2 separate regions of the Homo sapiens genome follow, and region 2 is linked to region 1. A link is a contact called in ENCODE Hi-C or POLR2A ChIA-PET data. All regions are on one chromosome and are shown on one strand. Each heading gives the region's core, a stretch centred on a gene start or an enhancer-like site at or near the end of the contact. The rest is flanking DNA. Distances are from core to core; before and after follow the strand shown. Region 1 holds the start of TM2D1 (TM2 domain containing 1). Region 2 overlaps PATJ (PATJ crumbs cell polarity complex component).

Region 1 (7,067 bases), core at 4,568-7,067:
CTGTTCCAGTGTTAGTTTGCTGAGAATGATGGTTTCCAGCTTCACCTATGTCCCTGCAAATGACATGAACTCATCCTTTTTTAAGGCTGCATAGTATTCCATGGTGTATATGTGTCACATTTTCTTCATCTAGTCTATCATTGATGGGCATTTGGGTTGGTTCCAAGTCTTTGCTATTGTGAAAAGTGCCACAATAAACATATGTGTGCATGTGTCTTTACAGTAGAATGATTTATAATGCTTTGGGTATATACCCAGTAACGGGATTGCTGGGTCAAATAGTATTTCTGTTTCTAGATCTTTGAGGAATCGCCACTCTGTCTTCCACAATGGTTGAACTAATTTACACTCCCACCAACAGTGTAAAAGCACTCCTATTTCTCCACATCCTCTCCAGCATCTTTTGTTTCCGGACTTTTTAATGATCGCCATTCTAACTGGCGTGAGATGGTATTTCACTGTGGTTTTGATTTGCATTTCTCTAATGACCGGTGATGATGAGCTTTTTTTCATATGTTTGTTGGCCACATAAATATCTTCTTTTAAGAAATGTCTGTTCATACTCTTGGCCCACTTTTTGATGGAGTTGTTTTTTTTCTTGTAAATTTGTTTAAGTTCTTTATAGATTCCAAACCAGAACATTCTAAAAGCATCAAAATGGTAGTCAAAATGCAAAGTTACTGTCTTTTATTACCAGGTAATATGTGTAACAGATATTCTGATCCTTAGTCTTGGATTTCTTAAACAAAAATTATGGGAGGCCATTGTTTCAAACTGAGCTCCTGCACTAGGCCCCCAAATACCAGATCAAACCAAAATGGATTCACTCATGCTAAAAGCCACATGCTCAACTGAAGGTTTAAGGAAGCAGATAGATCCCCAAACAGACCAATTTTTCCTGAAAGCAGGAGATTCCAGTCTACTTGAGTCTCCATAACAAGGAAGTCCCCTCTGCTTTAACCCTTACAAAAAACCCTACAAACCCCTTCTTTTTCTTTTTTCTCCTCCTCCTCTCCCTCCTCCTCCCCACTTTTTTTTTGGAGACAGGGACTTGTGCTATTGCCCAGCCTGGAGTGCAGTGGCACAATCATGGCTCACTGCAGCCTTGAACTCCTGGGCTCACCTGATTCTCCAGGCTCAGCCTCTTTAGTAGCTAGGACTAGAGGCATGCCCAGGCAATTTTTTGCTTTTTGTAGAGATGGAGTCTATGCTGTCCAGGCTGGTCTTAGAACTCAAACTCCTGGACTCAAGTGATCCTTCCACATTGGGCTCCCGAAGTGTTGGGGAGCCACCATGCCCAGCCTCCAACCGCGAATTTTTCTGTTGCTGTTTCTTTGTTCCCACCTTACAAAACCCAGTGTTTTATTATTGCCCAGCGGGAGTTTTCTTTCTAGTGTATAGAATGAAGGCTGCCCCACTCCTTGAATTGTGACTAAAAGTTAATTAGATATATAACTGAATTTGTTGTAATTTTGCCTTTGACAGATTTTTTTTTTTTTTTTTGAGAAGAGTTTTGCTCTTGTTGCCCAGGCTGGAGTGCAATGGTGTGATCTTGGCTCACCGCAACCTCCACCTACCGGGTTCAACAATTCTCCTGCCGCAGCCTCCTGAGTAGCCGGGGCTACAGGCACGCTCCATCATGCCTGGCTAATTTTTGAATTTTTAGTAGAGACGGGGTTTCTCCATGTTGCTCAGGCTGGTCTCTATCTCCTGGCCTCAGGTGATCCGCCTGCCTCAGCCTCCCAAAGTGCTGGGATTACAGGCGTGAGATACCGTGCCTGGCCAGATTTTACCTAATCCTTGCCTCGTAACCATGTCATAAATTTCATCTCAGAATAGGGCTGAGGGATGGTGTTGAGCTGTATATTGTACATTTGATTAGCTTTTCTGTTTGGTTTTTGTGTTTTTTTTTTTTTGTCTTTGTTGTTGTTTGCTTGTTTTTGAGACGGAGTCTCGCTCCGTCGCCCAGGCTGGAGTGCAGTGGCATGATCTCGGCTCACTGCAACCTCTGCCTCCTGGGTTCAAGCGATTCTCCTGCCTCAGCGTCCCGAGTAGCTGGGACTACAGGCGCCCACCACCATGCCCAGCTAATTTTTGCACTTTTTTTTTTTTTTACTCCAGACGGGGTTTCACCATATTGGCCAGGCTGGTCTCGAACTCCTGACGTTGTGATCCACTCACCTCGGCCTCCCAAAGTGCTAGGATTACAGACATGAGCCACTGCACCCGGCCGGTTTTTGTTTTTTAAATTCAAGGTTTTTTTGTTTTTTTATCTGTTTTTTTGAGACGGAATTTAGCTCGTTACCCAGGCTGGAGTGCAATGGCAGACCTGGGTTCACAGCAACCTCTGCCTCCCGGGTTCAAGCGATTCTCCTGCCTCAGCCTCCAGAGTAGCTGGGACTACAGGCGCCCTCTCCACGCAGGGCTAATTTTTGTTTTAGTAGAGACAGAGTTTCACCACGTTAGCCAGGATGGTCTTGATCTCCTGACCTCAGGTTATCTGCCTGCCTCGGCCTCCCAAAGTGCTGGGATTACAGGCTGAGTGACCACGCCTGGCCTAAGTAAAAGTTTAAAGGTTCGTTTTCTAGGCTATACACTGCAACCTCCGCCTCCCGGGTTCAAGTGATTCTCCTACCTCAGCCTCTGGAGTAGCTGGGACTATAGGCGCGTCCCACCACGCCGGGCTAATTGTTTGTATTTTTAGCAGAGTCAGGGTTTCACCGTGTTAGCCAGGATGGTCTTGATCTCCTGACATCACGATCCGCCCACCTTGGTTTCCCAAAGTGCTGGGAATACAAGTGTGAGCCACTGCGCCCAGCCCTAGGCTATACCTTTTTAAGCAGTCATGTATCCTACAAAAATATAGCGTTTCAACTACTATTTTGGGAGAATCTTTTTTAAATGTTTCTTTTTCTTTTCTTTTTTTTGTTCAAGCCATCTGCCTTCCTTGGCCTTCCAAAGTGCTAGGATTACAGGCTTGAGCCACCACGCCAGGCACAGGAGGAATATCTTAAGCAAACCCATTGTCCTACTACAGTAGCTAGTATGTGCTTCTAATGTAACAATTATCAAACACTTATCAAATAGTATTTAACTGTTTGTATTTTCCCTTACCAAACAGGAAGTGCTTACCTGCAGGGTTTTTGTCTAAATTTTTGAGTCTAGGGTCTAGCTTCATGCTGAGTACATAGTAAATGCTCAATTAAAAACAATTTTTTTTTCCTTTTTGGAGGGAGAGGGAGGACGGAAAAAAAGGAAAGAAAGGAAAAACGAAGGAAGAAAAAAGAGAGAAGGAAGAAGTCCATTTAGAATAGGAAGTTTATAACTGAACTACTAAATTTTTCACTTAAATCATTTAAACCTGATTTAAAGCATAAATATTATGTATAAATGTCTTAAATTAAAAATAGCGGCGGGGCGCGGTGGCTCACGCCTGTATTCCAGCACTTTGGGAAGCCAAGGCGGGCGGATCACGAGGTCAGGAGTTCGAGACTAGCCTGACCAACATGGTGAAATCCTGTCTCTACTAAAAAATACAAAAATTAGCTGCGCGTGGTGGCGTGCGCCTGTAATCCCAGCTACTCAGGAGGCTGAGGCAGGAGAATTGCTTGACCCCGGGAGGCAGAGGTTGCAGTGAGCCAAGATCGTGCCACTGCACTCCAGCCTGGATGACAGAGCGAGACTCCATCTCAAAAAATAGCAGCGGGGCGTGGTGGTTCATGCCTGTAATCCCAGACCTTTGGGAGGCTCAGACGGGTGGATCACCTGAGGTCGGAAGTTGGAGACTAGCCTGATCAACATGGAGAAACCCCGTCTCTACTAAAAATACAAAATTAGCCAGGCGTGGTGACTCATGGCTGTAATTCCAGCTACTCAGGAGGCTGAGGTAGGAGAATAGCTTGAACCTGGGAAGTGGAGTTTGCAGTAAGCGAGAATCGTGCCATTGCACTCCAGCCTGGGCAACAAGAGCAAAACTCCCGTCTCAACTCCATTTCTGTCTCTAAATGAATGAATGAATAAAGCATAGTAATGCTACAAAGTTGTTTTATTATGAAAATTTTAGGGCCAGGCGCCGTGGCTCGCGCCTGTAATCCCAGCACTTTGGGAGGCAGAGGCGGGTGGATCACCTTAAGTCATGAGTTCGAGACCAGCCTGCTCAACATGGTGAAACCTCGTCTCTACTAAAAATACAAAAATTAGCTGGGCTGGTAGTGGGCGCCGTAATCCCAGCCTTTCCGGATGCTGAGACAGGAGAATAGCTTGAACCTGGGAGGCGGAGGTTGCAGTGAGCCGAGATCATGCCATTGCAGTCCAGCCTGGGCAACAACAGTGAAACTCCACCTCAAAAAAAGAAAATTTAAAAACGTAGTTTATGTTTAAATATTACTTCAAATAGTTGTATGTCTTCCAGAATATATATTCCAAAATGAGGCCAGGCACAGTGTGGCCTCACACCTGAAATCCCAGCACTTTAGGAGGCAGAGGCGGGCAGATCACTTAGGCCAGGAGTTCGAGACCAGCCTGGCCAAAATGGTGAAACCCTGTCTTTACTAAAAATACAAAAATTAGCTGAGCGTGGTGGCGCACGCGTGCAGTCCCAGCTACTCAGGAGGTTGAGGCAGGCGAATCACTTGAACCAGAAGGCAGAGGTTGCAGTGAGCTGAGATTCTGCCACTGTACTCCAGCCTGGGTGGCAGAGAGAGATTCCATCTTAAAAAAAAAAATTTACTTCTCGTAAAACATTATACCAGTGTTCTCAAAGTGGGGGTCCCTGGACTAGCAACACCCACATCCCTTGGGATCTCCTAGAAATGGAAATTATCCAGTCCCTCCCTACATCTTTTGTATCAGAAACTCTGAGTGCCGGTTCTATCATTCTGTTTTAATAACTACTACAGGTGATTCAGATGCTATTCAAAGTTTGAGAACCACCAAAGTTAGTGCTAAAGTATGGATGAAGAAGCACCACTCAAGTTCAAATTTTTATATTGTTAGACAAAAAAAAGATTAAACTTAACTTTACGAAAACATTTTTTCCTCACTGTTAAAGTTCCCCACCACAGAACTTTTAGAACATATAGAAATTTAAAAACAACAGATGGAGGAAAAAAAATCTTCAACTTTTCACTTAATCATAAACTATTTGGTTTCCTCTTGTTACAGTTTCCACCCCCCAAATTATCCCCCACCTAAATTGTCACTTTTTTTTTTTAAAAGGCGTAATGTCTCTCACAGTTTTTAAGTTCTGTTCGTGGCAGCCTTCCAAAATCCTTCTCTAAAGTTACAGGAGGACATTATGTCAATTAGTAAGAGCATAGATCTGAAATCTGGCAAACATCAATTTCATTCCGACTGAGTCACTTAGTGATTAAGGTCAGTGTGTTTCAGCGTCTTTGAGCCTTGTTCCTTATCTGTAAACCCAAAACCTATCAGGGCTAACTGCGATGATGTCAGGAAAGCATTGATTCCAACCTCTGACGCCGCTGGCACTTTCAGAGGACCGAGAAGCCTCAGCTAAGGGCGCGGGAATGAGAAGCGGGTGAAGCACCTGATTGCCTAAACCACTCGTTTCCTTCCTCCAGCACTCAAAGATTAACCTTAGCTCCTTCCAAGGGTTCGTGGGGGAAAATTCGCCTCGAGGGACTGGGTACATGCATATTTTAAAAGGGTCTCCCAATGTGATTCCACGGGCTCACGGGCAGAAGAACACGCGAAGAGACGGAACTGGCCTCTATCCTATGCGAGGTCCCTTTAAGAACCTCGCCCTGTTGCCCTTCTCCCTCCCGCTCCTGGGCGGAGGCGGAAGCGGAAGTGGCGAGAAAGTGTCGGTCTCCAAGATGGCGGCCGCCTGGCCGTCTGGTCCGTCTGCTCCGGAGGCCGTGACGGCCAGACTCGTTGGTGTCCTGTGGTTCGTCTCAGTCACTACAGGACCCTGGGGGGCTGTTGCCACCTCCGCCGGGGGCGAGGAGTCGCTTAAGTGCGAGGACCTCAAAGTGGGACAATATCCTCTGTGGAGAACACCCCCCCATGGAGGCGAGGTAGAGTTGGGGTCGCAGGTGGGTCGCTGCCGTCAGGACTGGCTAGGGCTGTACTGAGTGAAAACGATAATCTGATCTGTGGCTTCTAATGACTGAAGGATCCCTGAAGGTGAACAGAGTTGTGGAGATGGGAGGGCCAGAGGCCACCCTTTGTGATTTCCTTATGATTTTACTAGTCATTGGCGCTTCCTCTTCTGATCCACTTTTTTTTTCTTTTTTATCAGTGTGCTTACTTGTTCAGTAAAACATGTAGATCCTGAAGTATGCCAGGCCCCGTTCTAGACACTAGTAATACAAAGATGGATAGTCTCTTACCCTGGAAATGTTTGCCAACTCTTCCTAGGGGGAAGACAAGTAATAACGATCTAGCCAATGTGTTGCCCATTTATCATTAACTTTATGTATATTATGCATATTACCTCATGTCATCTTCAAACTTCATGAGATGGTAGACTGCCAGACAAATTTCTTTCTGTTTTCTTTTTTTGAGACAGGGTCTTACTCTGTCGCCCTGGCTGGAGTACAGTGGCACGATCTCAGCTCACTGCAGCCTCCGCCTCCCGGGTTCAGTCAATTCTCCTGCCTCAGCCTCCTGAGTAGCTGGGACTACAGGCATGCGCCACCACACCCGGGTAATTTTTGTATTTTTAGTAGAGACGGGGTTTACGCCATGTTGGCCAGGCTGGTCTTGAACTCCTGGTCTCAAGCGATCCGCATCCCCCTCACCATGAACCACCGCGTGGGGACTCAGTGGATAAATTTCTGTTGCACTTTGCAACCTTGGGTGACCTATTTGAACTCTGTTTTCTCATGAGTAAAAACGTGGATAATTATGGGGCAAATTTAAAGGTTTATTGTAATGTTTATGTATTATTATATTATTTGTAGAGACAGACTTCTCGTTATGTTGCCCAGGCTGTTCTTCCCAAACTCCTGGGCTCCAGTGATCCTCCTGCCTCAAGTATTACTTAGCAATACTAAAAGTATATTTGTACATATGCTTATTGACTTGGACAAACTAGCAGCCTC
Region 2 (7,067 bases), core at 1,963-4,462, 340 kb before region 1:
GTTTTTTCCCCTTAAGACATTCAATTAGAATTAAAAAACAAAAAAACAAAAACAAAAAAAACCACGGCTACAGAAAATACTGGGGGATAAAGGTAAGTTAGCTCTAAACCCCACGGAGGAGTGCAGAATCCAGACTTGGGAGAATCCAAACTGCCTAAACACGTGGAAAGTGAAGCATAGCGAAAGGGCAGTTTATTAACTGAAATAAATAATAACACCAATAAATTGACCAGAATGTTTATGTCTGCCTCCCATCATATCCTATTTTTTTTTTAATAGGCACATTTTCAGGGGAAATTATCATACGATGGTTTACTTTAAGGCATAAATTCCTGCAACTGGGTTTGGACAAAGCAGGGAACAGGAGAGACTGGTTTGGATAGGAGAAAGCATGGGTTTACTCTGTCTCTTGGTAACGTCTGAGAGACACCCAGGTGGTGAGGTGTAGTACACAGACAGCAGGTAGGTAAGCTGATCTGGAAGGTAGGGATAACTTGTATAATGAATGGAATGTTAGGAGTCTGTGATCCTAGCTCTTCAACTTAAGAGTTCTGCAAACCTGGCCGGGCGCAGTGGTTCACGCCTGTAATCCCAGCACTTTGGGAGGCCAAGGTGGGGGCGGTGGATCACCTGAGGTCAGGAGTTCGAGACCAGCCTGGCCAATATGGCAAAACCCCGTCTGTACTAAAAATACAAAAATTAGCTGGGTGCCTGTAATCCCAGTTACTCGGGAGTCTGAGGCAGAAGAATTGCTTTTACCTGGGGAGGCGGAGGTTGCAGTGAGCTGAGATTGCACCACTGCACTCCAGCCTGGGTGACAGAGCAAGATTCTGTCTCAAAAAAAAAAAAAAAAAAAAGTGATCTACAAACCTGAACAGGTTATTTGCCCTCTTCAAGCCTTAATTTCCCCATCCATAAAATGGAAAAAAATAAAAGTAGCTATAATTTCAGGATGCTGAAAAGATTAAATGAAGTAATACATGAGCACCCTTAGCAACACACCTGGCAATTAATAATATTTACTAAAGATGCTAATGATGATAGTAAATGGAATTGGGCTATGGTAGCCCCATGTTCCTAAATGCACTACAGGGGACTAGTGCAGAGCCCAGAACATGCACCCATAACCACGGTGCTAAGAGTCTTGGAAGCGACCTAGAAAGGACACTTTTCTCCTGTAGGAAATGCTGGAGGCAATTTTTAGAGTAAGTAAGACTAACTTACCTTTGTATCTCACAGTATTTTCTGTAACTGGTTTTTGTTTGTTTGTTTTTTGCTTTTAATTGAATCTGACATCCCCTGCCTCGGGTCTCTTTCCTAGGCATGTTCACACAGCCTTTCTTCACCAGGCTCCCATTCGATGTATAACAATACAATAGATAGTGACCAAGTTATGCCCAGCTGTTCATTGTTATTAGATTCAGTTACAATCTCATCCTATGTCCTTAATTCCCCATTGGTTTACAACCTGAAAGATTTAACCCCAGTAAGCACTATCCTGAGACTGGAGCCTAGGTCTCCTGGATGACCATGCCTACACTTAGCTGCCTACTTTCTAACTGATTTTTGGGGGGCCAGACTTATCTCACTCATTCAGATTCTCTTTAATTTTCCCCTTCTATGAGAAAGATCCTAGGACTGCTCCCCTGCCCTTTATAAATTTTGCTTCTAAACAGATGATATGATATAAAATGAACTAAAAAAATTACCTCCTCTTGTAATTCTTCCCTTAGCCCCTGGGTGGTGCCCCTTCCACAAGATGAACCAATGAATTTTATCACTTATTTGCAAGATTATATTGTATCTTTTTATGTATGTGTCTCCCATATCTTAATATGATCGACTTTGTCTTATTTCTTTCTTCAACATATGGCAGAATAGAATATGGGCTTTATAAAGTGTTAGTGCTGAGTGAATCAAAGTTCGGGAACTTAAATCTTAAATGCACCCACGTGGATTTGAGAACCAGCCATGAAAGGAAGGTCACACAGTGAAGATGACTCTGTGGCCTTTACTTTAAAGGATCACACTTGAAAAGAGAGAAAAAAGACGTGAAAAGGTCAATAAGGCTCATGGGAATTTTTAGAGGAAAAACTCTAACCTGCCTCGTAAACAGAAACTATTGGTGTTACTCCTACCAGTGTGTATCAAATGGCCTTAGGAGGAGCAAAAGTAAGTGCCTCTGTTTGAAAATGATATTGTAGATCTGCAATTCGACCTTGGTTTCAACCCCAATTAACCAGCAGTGGGACAAAGGACCTGACTTCCCAAACTACAGGTTTAAAAATCCAATTTGCACATCACATGGAAGAAGTACTAATTTGGTTTTATTCTTCCTTATCATTTGAACTTTTTAGAAAAAAGAAATGGCACTGGAATAACAGCCAGATAATCTGGGTTCAGACTTGTTCTGCTACTTACTAGCAGTAATAGTGTTTGGAAACCTTCATTTTTTTATTAAGAATGCAATAACTGCTACCTGAATAAGGGGTTGTGAGCAAAGTTGAATTCAATACATGCTTACTGAGCACCTACTACATGCCAGCACAAACAAAAAGAAAAACAGAGGAGCCCTTGCCCTGAGCACATTTACAGACCTAGTGAGACAGATGTTAAAGAAATAATCATAGAAATGAATACAACTGAATGGTAGATGCGTGAAGGTGTGTGGTGGGTAGCAGGAGCCTGAAGTGTCAGTTTCCTTCCTTTTTTCTTGTCCTCAAAAATGTAGAAGGAATAGATGAGAAAACTGGATTTCTGAAAAGCATCTGGTCTGACGCACTGTCTCATTTCTTATATTGATTACTCTTAAACATCCGAGCCAAGGGATGGAGCTGGTACGTGATGATGATGAAAATTATGACAGCTAAAATCTCCTGAGTATGTGCCTGTTACTGAGCTAGGCATATTACCCATTTGTTGGTGTACACAACAGACCTGTGTATTAGGGACAATTATTGCTCTTATAATTATTGCTCTTATAATATAATTGAGGTATAATTATATACCTCAGCAGAGCTGAGGTAACTGCGGCACAGAGAGGCTAAATTATTATTTGCCAAGCCAGAACTTAACTCAGACACATCTTGCTGCAGAGCCCTTGCTCTTAACTGAGTAAACCTTCAGGGAAAGGGAAAGTACTGTTTACCTCCTCCCAGCAACACACGCAAGATTCTTAGCCAGCAATGACATAGTGATTCCGTTTTTAGATCCAATATCAGGTCAGAACAAGTCATGCCTGCTTATTTTAAACTTGGGTTGGGAAAAAAAATCATGGCAGTAGCCACGGCAGTGACCTTGGGTCGCTTTCCTTCATATTTTGTGTTTAAACATGAATTTATAATTTGCTAATTGCCCAATTATTACACAAAAGGAGCTCTTAATGCCTTCAAAACTGAGGTTTGGGGACATTCTAATGTGTTTACTTTGCAAGGGACCCCTAAAAAAGAAGAATGAAGAAATGTTGTAGAAAGGTCATCTCATTTCATGAAATAAACTGATATGACACATTCTGGCAGCATGATGCTATAATCTTCAGCACAGCACTATGAGCTCTGAAAGAAAATGCTTTGTGGGCCAGGAAAATTACTGTGATCAAGTGAAGGAGCTTCTGAAGGGTGGACATAAAAGGCAACACTGGCAATATCCCATATAACAGATGGGTGACATGTCCAGCTGACAATCCCCAAAGCTGGTTGATCTCTGTCCCAAAGCTGGACAATCAAAATGCCCTGTCTCTCTGGCCACAGTAACTGGTCCAAGGGTGGACACTTGAACCACACAAGAATATTCTACGGATTTTCCAAAGTAGACCCAAGGGAAGAGTCAGCTCTTTTCTGGCAGAGAGGCTTAGGAGCTTTGGGCAGCCATACACACATCAGGCTGAAGAAGCACATCTGCAGGAGGAAAGTCAGATAAACAGAGAGAACCCTGGCAGCAGCAGGCCTCTGGTTCCAACCACCTCTGAGGCTAAGTGTCAACCACACGCTGCCTGCAAGTATATGAAAAACAAACAAACTAACTAACAAACAAACAAACCTCTAGCCCTTGAGTAAATTTCTCCTTTTGTCTAAGTAATGTCAAATTGAGATTCTGTCACTTGCAACAAAGAGATCCCTAATTGAAACAGGGTGGAGCCCATCTCTCCCAGAAAATATCCACCAGGATAACAAACTCAGATGCATCCAGGCATCAGGCTGCAAGGGAGCCAACTGAAGGTGAATGACGTGAACTGAGTATAAGACAACAAATTAGGCCAGGCGCGGTGGCTCACGCCTGTAATCCCAGCACTGTGTAAGGCCGAGGTGGGTGGATCACTTGAGTTCAGGAGACTGGCCTAGGGAACACGGTGAAACCCCATCTCTACAAAAAATACAAAAATTAGCCAGCCATGGTGGTGCACACCTGTGGTCCCAGCTACTCAGGAGGCTGAGGTAGGAGGATCGCTTGAGCCCGGGAGGCAGAAGTTGCAGTGAGCTGAGATCGTGCCACTGCACTCCAGCTGGGGTTATAGAGTGAGACCCCATCTCAAAACAAACAAACAGAGATGGTGGTTCAGCCTAAAAGCATTCAAATTTAACAATTCTTAAAATATGCCCATCAGACAAACAACAAACAAACACTAATGTTTACTACTACTTTTGGTCCTTGGGCTTCCATTTTGTAGCTGAAGCTGCCTTTGCAAAATTATGACAGTAAGAGAAATGTGACATAGTTGACTTGATCTAGCTTCTTGACCACCTCACTGTCCTTGATCATTCCTGCATGTAGGCCATAGTAACTCTGGGAGGAATTTAGTGGATAGTTTAACTTGAAAGCAAAGATGATAATAGTCCCCACCTAAAACTAACCCCTTTCTTGCTTAGGGATCAAAAGCTCCTTTTGTAAGAGTAATGAAAGGCCACAAAAATAGGATTATCGGGGCTGGGCGTGGTGGCTCATATCTGTAATCCCAGCACTTTGGGAGGCTGAGGTGGGTGGATCACAAGGTCAGGAGATTGAGACCATCCTGGCTAACATGGTGAAACCCTGTCTCTACTAAAAATACAAAAAAATTAGCCGGGCGTGGTGGCATGTGCCTGTAGTCCCAGCTACTCGTGAGGCTGAGGCAGGAGAATTGCTTGAACCTGGGAGGTGGAGGTTGCAGTGAGCCAAGATTGCACCACTGCACTCCAGCCTGGGTGACACAGCGAGACTCCATCTCAAAAAAAAAAAAAAAAAAAAAGAAAGAATAGGAATTATGAGAGGGGCCTGAACTCTTTGCTAAGAGAGGCATAATTTCTATAATCCCTTGCTGCTCAGGGGTCATATGGCTAGAGGTCACAAGATTTTTGATTTCCCCAATTGTAGATAACATCACTAGTGTAGAACCTAAGGTTGGTTCTTTGAGATATCTTTCAAACTGACCCCACGTGGACTTGTGACTCATGATTCAACTGATCCTGTGGCCCCACCCAGAGGTGGATCAGTAAACAAGGACTGTGTCCACACCTCTATGAATTCACCCCCAACCAATCAGCAGCACCCATTCCCTAGCCCCCTGCCCACCAAACTGTCCATAAAAACCCCAAAGTCTGAGCCTTCAGGGAGACTGAACTCCAGTTCTCCTGTGCATGGGCTGGTCTTGCGTCAATTAAACTCTTTCTTTACTGCAATGCTGTGGTCTCAGTGGGTTGATTTTGTCTGTGCAGTTGGCAGGAGGAATATACTTAAAAAGCCCTTTCCTGGGTCAGTTCCAGCCTAATTCCTACTCATCTAACCACCTGGATTAGGTGAAATCACATTAGCAAAGTTCCCACAGGCCAGGTGTGGTGTCTCCTGCCTGTAATCTCAACACTTTGGGAAGCTGTGGCAGGAAGACTGCTTGAGCCCAGGAGGTCAAAGCTGCAGTGAGCTGTGATCACACCACTGCGTTCCAACCTGGGCGACAGAGTGTGACCCTGTCTCAAAAAAAAAAAAAAGTTCCCACAGCACGTTACCTTGTCCTTCAATAATACTTATTAACCTTAATAATTACTTATTTAAAGTTGGATTCAAATCTTGGCTATGACACTTATTAGTTGAGTGTCTCAGTTTCCTTATCTATAAAATGGGAATAGTAATAGACCAATCTCATATAAGATACAAATTGATGCACTTGGAATAATGCCTATAGAATGCATAGTAAATGCCATGAAAGCATTAGCTGCTGTTATCCTCGGCAGTTCTGAAAGCTCCCTGAAGGCAGGATTCTTCACTGTCACTACACCTTGTTTAGTGCAGAGCCTGGGACATAACTGGCCCTCAATACAAACTTGCTTAGTTTCTGAAAGAGAAGGTAGATTTATAGTTCCCTTTGAAAGATAACAAAATCAACACACGTTTTAGATTATAGGCTCTTATTATGTGTGCAAATAAGGCTTCCCAGAAAACCGAAAACTTCATAGACTCAGAGAACAGTGCCCAAGCAGCAGCACTTGTTTCTGAGGAGCAGTGGGATTCTGAAAGGAGGGGATGTGACCGGTGTGAGAAAGTCTGAGTTCTGGGTTCTGAGCCCTGTCATTTTACTTCTCTAAGCCCTGCGTGCTAAAAATTACAATTGTGAGATCACTTTCTCAATTTAGAAAAAATCTGATAAGCAAGTGATTCCTTCTGGGCAAGTTAAATTTCAAGTTGAATCAGTCTCCACATTGGACCAGTTACAGTGGTTGGGAATGAATGTAAGCTAGTAGATATCAAAGCTGTAAATTATTATTTTTTTTGAGACAGAGTCTTACTCTGTCACCCAGGCTGGAGTGCAATGGTGTGATCTTGGCTCACTGCAACCTCTGCCTCCTGAGATCAAGCGATTTGCCTCAGCCTCTCGAGTAGCTGGAATTACAGGCAAGCGCCAACTATGCAGGGCTAATTTTTGTATTTTTAGTAGAGAAGGGGTTTTGCTATGTTGCCCAGGCTGGTCTCAAACTCCTGAAATCAGGTGATCCGCCTGTCTCGGCCTCCCAAAGTGCTGGGATTACAGACATGAGCCACGGCACCCAGCCTAAAGCTATGAATTTGTGTCAAAATTGTGTGCCTACATTTCTGCTGTC

What was found. A loop is a pair of places that touch in the nucleus more often than their neighbours do. ChIA-PET counts read pairs that join two places held with the same protein, here RNA polymerase II (POLR2A). Pooled maps may share reads with other maps.
Region 2: a loop to region 1 is called in a map of gastrocnemius medialis, with 3 times the contacts of the local background. The contact joins the enhancer-like site here to the promoter of TM2D1 in region 1. A Hi-C loop is called at or near these places in 1 of 168 maps with a recorded cell type or tissue (gastrocnemius medialis) and 6 of 50 pooled maps. POLR2A ChIA-PET finds 5 or more read pairs at or near these places in 3 of 52 experiments (H1, Panc1 and WTC11).

The regions. Positions count from the first base shown.
Region 1 is chr1:61,723,891-61,730,957 of GRCh38, reverse strand. It overlaps TM2D1 (TM2 domain containing 1), which reads left to right and starts at 5,817. Exons shown (of 7, transcript NM_032027.3): 1 at 5,817-6,001. The coding sequence starts at 5,838. RefSeq lists enhancers at 5,142-5,827, 5,476-6,135, 5,172-6,371, 5,828-6,515.
Region 2 is chr1:62,065,281-62,072,347 of GRCh38, reverse strand. All of the region lies in intron 31 of PATJ (PATJ crumbs cell polarity complex component), which reads right to left. Among named protein-coding and RNA genes, the nearest start is that of MIR3116-1, 10 kb to the left of the region's middle. Within about 2 kb of position 3,212, at least 7 of the 41 ENCODE cell types and tissues checked have a DNase peak (open chromatin) inside an H3K27ac peak, as active enhancers do; they include gastrocnemius medialis, where a contact is called at or near this core.